2 separate regions of the Homo sapiens genome follow, and region 1 is linked to region 2. Evidence: chromatin contacts called from ENCODE Hi-C or POLR2A ChIA-PET data. All regions are on one chromosome and are shown on one strand. Each heading gives the region's core, a stretch centred on a gene start or an enhancer-like site at or near the end of the contact. The rest is flanking DNA. Distances are from core to core; before and after follow the strand shown. Region 1 holds the start of ZNF354B (zinc finger protein 354B). Region 2 has its middle 56 kb from the start of ZNF354A.

Evidence for each region. Hi-C counts contacts between places; a loop is a spot of excess contacts on that map. ChIA-PET counts read pairs that join two places held with the same protein, here RNA polymerase II (POLR2A). Pooled maps may share reads with other maps.
Region 1: a loop to region 2 is called in a map of PC-9, with 5 times the contacts of the local background. The contact joins the promoter of ZNF354B here to the enhancer-like site in region 2. A Hi-C loop is called at or near these places in 3 of 168 maps with a recorded cell type or tissue (MCF 10A, PC-9 and astrocyte of the cerebellum) and 1 of 50 pooled maps. POLR2A ChIA-PET finds 5 or more read pairs at or near these places in 6 of 52 experiments (Caco-2, MCF 10A, PC-9 and 3 more).

The regions. Positions count from the first base shown.
Region 1 is chr5:178,858,315-178,861,510 of GRCh38, forward strand. ZNF354B (zinc finger protein 354B) reads left to right here and starts at 1,639. Exons shown (of 5, transcript NM_058230.3): 1 at 1,639-1,813; 2 at 2,683-2,766. The coding sequence starts at 2,734. RefSeq lists enhancers at 1,489-2,221, 1,506-1,705 and silencers at 1,846-2,045, 2,126-2,205.
Region 2 is chr5:178,784,529-178,788,163 of GRCh38, forward strand. It overlaps the pseudogene AACSP1. Among named protein-coding and RNA genes, the nearest start is that of ZNF354A, 56 kb to the left of the region's middle. Within about 2 kb of position 1,648, at least 2 of the 41 ENCODE cell types and tissues checked have a DNase peak (open chromatin) inside an H3K27ac peak, as active enhancers do.

The DNA of each region.
Region 1 (3,196 bases), core at 389-2,888, 74 kb after region 2:
AGGGTGGGCGTGGCTCTACAAGTAAGGGACAGTTGTGCCATATGGAATTACCTATATGGGAAGATTGGTAATTAACACACAGGGAAATCACCATGCTACTTTCTTCTATGATTTTGACTATTTTAGATTCTACGTGTAAATGAAATAATGCAGTATTTGTATTTCTGTGCCTTCTTTATTTCACTTAACATAATGTCCTCCGGGTTCATCCATATTGTCACATATGTCAGGATTTCTTTATTTTTTTAAGGCAGAATAATATTCCTTTGTGTATATAAACACATTGTGGCCGGGCTCGGTGGCTCACGCCTGTAATCCGAGCACTTTGGGAGGCCGAGGAGGGTGGATCACGAGGTCAGAAGTTCAAGACCAGCCTGGTGAAGATGGTGAAACCCCATCTCTATTAAAACTACAAAAATTAGCTGGGCGTGGTCGCGGGTGCCTGTAATCCCTGCTACTTGGGAGACTGAGGCAGAGAACTGCTTGAACCTGGAAGGCGGAGGTGGCAGTGAGCCAAGATTGCGCCATTGCACTCCAGCCTGGGTGACAGAGCAAGACACCGTCCCAAACAAACAAACAAACAAAACATTTCCTTTATCTATTCATCCATCAACAGATAGTTGTTTCCATATCTTGGCCATGGTGAATAATGTTGCAGCTAACATGGGAGTGCAGGTATCTCACGGAGTTTCACTTCCTCTGGATCTATAGCCAGAAATGGGATTGGTGGATCCTAATGTAGCTCTAGTTATAATTTTTTGAGGAACCTCTATACCGTTTTCTGTAATGATTGTACCAATTTACATCCTTTTGATAGTGGCCATCCTAATGGAGGTGCAGTGATTTCTCATTGAGTTTGGGTTTATATTTCTCTTATACCTAGAGATGTTTACCATCTTTTTATATGCTTGTTGCTCATTGCTCATTTGTATATCTTCATTGGAGAATTGCCTATTCAAGTCCTTTGTCCATTTTAAAATCAGGTTATTTGGTTTTGTTATTGTTGTTGAGTTGTAAAAGTTCCATATAAATCCAGGATACATTGCAAATCAGATATATGATATGTAAGCATTTTCGTCTATTCTGTAGATTGCCTTTGTTTCCTTTGATTAGCCAAAGTTTTTAAGTTTGATGTAGTCCCATTTGTCTATTTTTGCTGTTATCTGTGCTTCTGATGTCATATTCAAGAAATCATTGCCATCTCCAACATCCTGAAGTTTTTTCCCTTTTTACTTTAGTAATTTATAAAATAATTTGGTCTCACATTTAGGTTTTTAATCAATTTTGAGTTAATTTTTATGTATGGTGTACGGTCAGGGTACAGGCTCATCTTTTGCACGTGGAAATCCAGCTTTGTCAACATCTTTTGCAGGGGATTTTCCTTTCCCAATTGTGTAGTAGTTGTTTTCGTGCCGCCCACGCCATCCTGAAATTCACACACAGAGTTGCAAGTTACTGCCCTCCGGGAACCTCCCCTTCTCTTCCGAAGAACCAGGAACCCGGGGCTCTACAGCTCACCCGGGCCCTCTCATAGGTCTGGGCGCCTAACAGCTCAGCTGCGACCTCGCCTCAAACGCGTGGAACTACACTTCCCAGAAAGCCAGCGTCCTCCCGTGGACTCCATTTCCTAGAGGCCTTAGCGGCCGCCTTGCTCCTCTAGGTCCCAGGCGCTCTGCGGAGCTTTCGCTGCCCGGTGAGCGGCGCCGGGCTTGAGGTCGCCCAGACGTCGGAGGAGCCGGGTCACGAGGCTGGAGCTTCCTGCTTGCAGAGTGCGGCGGGGAGGCGCGGCCCGGGAACGCGGGATCCTGGGGAGGTGAGCGGCATGGCTGGCTGTGCCGGGAGGAGGCGGCGCCTGGCGCCAGGGCGACCTGAGGCCGCGGGGCTCCGAGGGCCTCTGTGGGCGCGGGGGGGCACCCCCGCGTCTGTCACCGGCCCCCGCGCCAGGACTTGGACTCTCGCCCCTCACGGGCCGCTCCGGTGCCGCTGCCGACGCCCCTGCCTCTGGCTCGCGCCGCCCGCCGTGAACGCGGGGCCAGGCGTTTCCTCCCGGGCCCACCCTGCGCGCGCCGTGTGGGCCTCGCGGACTCGGGGCGCCGGGACCCCGAGCGCAGGGCAGAGGCAGCCGGGCCCGGTTTCTGAGTCAGTCCCCAGGACGGCCACTCCTCCTGCCTCGGGACACCCAGCGCTTTCCTCTTCAAAGCCGTTTTCCGTGGAGTCGGGAGACGATTCGTTGGCGGGAGAGAGAGGAACCGGCTGGGAAAGGCTTGAGGCGGAGGGAAGTCGTCCCGGGGCCGTCGTGGTGGGAGTCCCGGCCCGCCTCGCAGCGGCGTGAACGGGGCAGGTGCCCCGGCGCTGCCTCAGTTTCCTGAGCGGTGCAGTGGGTGCTGGCAGTGCCAGCTGGCGCCGAGGAACTCAGCGGCGTGGGGCGAGCCCTGGCCCTGGTGGGCTCAGCGGGTCGCTGCTGCCACTGCGGGTCCAGCGTCCCCTCCGTAAGCCCCAAGCCTGTGGGGCCTGGGCCTGGCCGGGCGGCCCAGCGCTGCTCTGGTCCGCGGGCTCCTGGCTCCTCCCGAATCCCTGTGAGGGCGCGCGGGGTCCTTCTCAGCGGGAGTCGGGGTTTTAGAGCTGCGGATTCCAGGGCTGGAAAGCAGAAGGGGTTCTTCCTGGCTCCCTTTTTCTTCTCAGATCTGCCTTCTGGAGACTGCGCCGTCCTCCCGGGAGAGCCAGAAAGAGGACATGGCTGCTGGGCAGCGGGAAGCGAGGCCCCAGGTGAGCTCATTGCCCTCCCAGATCCCAGTGGATGGATTTTCCCCACTAACTGGAGTTCTTCACCCGGGACCATCTCCAGCCAGGATGGAGCCCAAGTCCTTTTCTCTTGGAGGAGCTGGTCCGCCCTCATGACTGGTGGATTCTGTAGGGAGGACCACCCACCCTCCCCACCCGTGTCTAGTGGTTTTTAATTAACAGTTTGTTCACGAATCTTCATCCATTGTGTGACTAGTTTGACAAGTAAGATACCACAAGTCTGTCTGTCACTAAGAGCAAACGTACACACGTGGGAAAAATCCCTGCCTCCTCCACTCACCCATGTCTCCGTTCCTGTCCTTCGCAGGAATACTTTCTCTTTTCACCCCTGAGAATCCTCATAACACCACCCCTTCCCCAGGCTTCTCCAACGCATCGTTGTTAGTTTTTTGTC
Region 2 (3,635 bases), core at 398-2,897:
TTTCATGTCACTGACTGACGTGTCCCATGAAAATGAGTGAGTCACATTCATTTCTGCCACCATTAAGGTCTGAGCAGGGCTCCTGACCTCCTTCCTGCTGGTAAGAATGGCTCAGACCCCCCACCTCAGGCTGAGGAACCAACAGTGGGGAGGAAAGCTGGAGGGTTGGCCTCAGGCTTTGGGCAAACATATCCCTTAAAGAGGTGCTCTGAGAGTATGTTTTCAAATCACAAGGAGAAAAATCACAACTACAGATGTGTAAAAAGAAAATAAAAGTGAGCTAGGCCAGGCACGGTGGTTCACGCCTGTAATCCCAGCACTTTGGGAGGCCGAGGCGGGAGAATCACTTGCGCTCAGGAGTTCAAGAACACCCTAGGCAACATGGTGAAACCCCGTTTTCACAAAAAATAAAAAAACATAGCTGAGTGTGGTGGCATGCACCTGTGGTCCTAGCTACACAGGAGGCTGAAGTGGGAGGATCACTTGAGCCCAGGAGGCTGAGGCTGCAGTGAGCCATGATCGTGTCACTGTGCACTTCAGCAGGGGCAACAGAGCAAATCCCTGTCTAAAAAACAAACAAAAAACAAACAGTGACCCAAAGATTTCTATGGGCAGCAATGGAATCAACTCTAAGTCCCATTAAGGAGAAGTGAGGTATGTACCCTAAACTACAGAAAATGGGGGTGCTCTCACCCCATTTACACACACTCACAAACACACACTCAGGCACACACACTCACCTATGCACAGAACATCTCTGAAGGGAACGACGTCGGCTTCCTTGGGGAAGGGGGGCGGCAGCAATGAGGACACCTTTGTGGACTCTGAATTTTTTTCCACATTCATGAACCATTTTCCAAGGCACAACTTTATGTTAAGAAAAAAGTTATGACAAAAAAATGCACTTGGGGACAGGCACAGTGGCTCACGCCTGTAATCCCAGCACTTTGGGAGGCCAAGGTGGGTGGATCGCCTGAGGTCAGGAGTTTGAGACCAGCCTGGCCAATATGTGAAACCCTATCTCTACTAACAATACAGAAAAATTAGTTGGGCGTGGTGGCACATGCCCGTAATCCCAGCTACTTGGGAGGCTGAGGCAAGAGAACTGCTTGAACCCAGGAGGCAGAGGTTGCGGTGAGCTGAGATTGCACCCACTGCACTCCAGCCTGGGCTGGAGTGAGACTCCCTCTCAAAAAATCAAACAAACAAAAAAAATCAGTTGGAATCCACATATAATACACCCATGTATATACATATATGAGTATGCATGTAAACATCCATATATTCCCGTTTTCAACCTACAAACATGACCGCACCTTATAATGCTGCAATCTGATTATTTCACTCATGATGACCATGTTTCAACGTCCATCAGTATATTTCTATCTAAACAAATACTTTCATCCTTGCACTTCTAATGGTTGCATAAATTAAGAATGTACCCTAAATTATTCAATGAATTTCCTTCTGCTGGGCATACAGGTAGTGTCTATTTTTCCTCATATAAACAATGTTGCAATATTTGTCCTTCCATACAGTGGCTTCCATTTGCAGATTTTAGTTTTGTGAATTTGCCTACTCACTAAAATGCATGTGTAACCTCCAGAACTATACTCTGGAGCTTTTGCGGTCACTCTCAGACACTGCAGAGCAGTCAAAACCCTGAGTCACCCATGTCGGTTCCCACTGAGGTCACACAAGGAGACGTGGCCTCCCTAGCTCCCTCTCACACACAGGAGACCGGGGCAGGGTGAGGCAGGGTGCCTCGTTCCCAGGCTTTGCATCCCAGCTCTGGCACCTGACAGTGGCCTTGGGCAAGTCACTGAACGCCTCTGAACTGCATTTTCTCTTTCACAAGATAAAAAAATAGAAGCAAGATGTGTTGTTTTGGATTTTAAGACTATAATCGATGTGAGAGGTGTGTGTATAAATATATTTCCCCCGGGGCAAGGGTTCCATATGTGCTAACTCGGTGTTCACAGTGACTTTGTGGAGCATTGCTGCCTCAGATAACGAGAAGGGACTGTGCATATTGGCTGCCCCGTAGACCGTGTCCTTGGGATGAAACCAAGCACTGGGCAGGGGGTGTGCATACTTATGGGGCCGGTCTGCCTTCCAGAGGCGGGGATGGCTGGGAGGTCTGTCCCCTGCAGAGCCATACGTGAGATGAAGGCCAGGAGGACACTGCTCTTGACACACCTGTAGACACACTCGTTGCTCTAGGCCTTCAGCAGGGAGGCGGTGGACAGGATCGTGTCTGGAGCACGATCTTCTGCAATTTGATTATTTCACTCATCATCACCACGTTTCAATGTCCATCAGTATACTTCCATCTAAACAAATACTTTCATCCTTGCACTTCTAATGGCTGGATGTGTCTGGGGCATCTGGAGACTGTGGGTTTCCACTGGGGTGAAGAATCACCAAAAGATTAAAAGTAAACCCAGCTCCTGAAGCCTCACTCACAAGCAGGAAACAGGATGGATTTAACTGCCTTGATTGGCAGTACAGGGAATGAGTATTAAAGAGGCACACTCACCCGGCTTCACGGCCTTCTCTTCCAGCACCGACAGCCACTTCGCCCTGGTTACCAGGATGCTAGGATGCAGGCAGGAAAGAAAACACCTTGAAGAAAATTCTTCAAGGCTCTTGCACCAAAGCTTCCTAAAGTTGGTGATTTATTTCTGACAAGTCTGCAAAACCTGAGACAGCATTTTTCTGGGTTGAACTCACACTTCGTGTTTACTGAAGTCTGAGTCACGGCCCTGCCTTGCTCACAGGCACGCCTGACTGTTCTTTACGCTGATACCAGTATGCAGGGCCAGCTCCCTCTACCATGAGGCTTCACATAAAACAGTTGTTCACAAGAACCCATCATTTTCGCAGCTGCAGTGTGTTTTATCTTGGGGGACCAAAGGAGGCCATAAAATTAAGACCTCTCAAATTCTATCCTCACACATTCATTCACCAATGAAGACAGCGCTACAGAATTATTATTAGTTTGTTTGTTTTGTTTTGTTTTTGAGACAGCGTCTCCCTCTGGTGCCGCAGGCTGGAGTGCAGTGGTGCAATCACAGCTCACTGCAGTCTCCAACTCCTGGGCGCAAGTGATCCTCCTGCTTTGGCTCCCAAAGTGCTGGGAGAATTCTTTGTTAAAACGTGTGCCATAGGTGAAACCCTCTACCCATCCCTTTTTCTTAAACAAGTTCACATTTCTATGAAATTTAGAAAAGTGCAGCTCTTCTTGAACGTTTAGAATCCACAGTTCTATGAACGTTTGTGCTCAGCGAACGACACACGCTGCTGAATATACATCACTGCGTTTTCAAGGGCAGCACCGTCTAATACGCTATTTCCTTCCTCAGCTTCTCTTCCAGCCAGGCAGCCCTTCACATGTAAACCTGATCTTCCCAACTAAAGAACATTTTTCTCTTTGGGGCCCAGAGATTAAGACCGTTCCGTGTCACTATGGGCAGTAGAACCTCAGTCCCCGCACATTCGGTGGAGAGACTCGTCCCAGGGAGGGAAGACTGCCATGGAACTCGCTGTCTGAAGGTGTGAGGCAGCGTGGCACAGAATGTCCTGGAATTCAAAACTGGCTGGGCGTGGCTAAGGCAATGGCAGGGTGGGTCTCC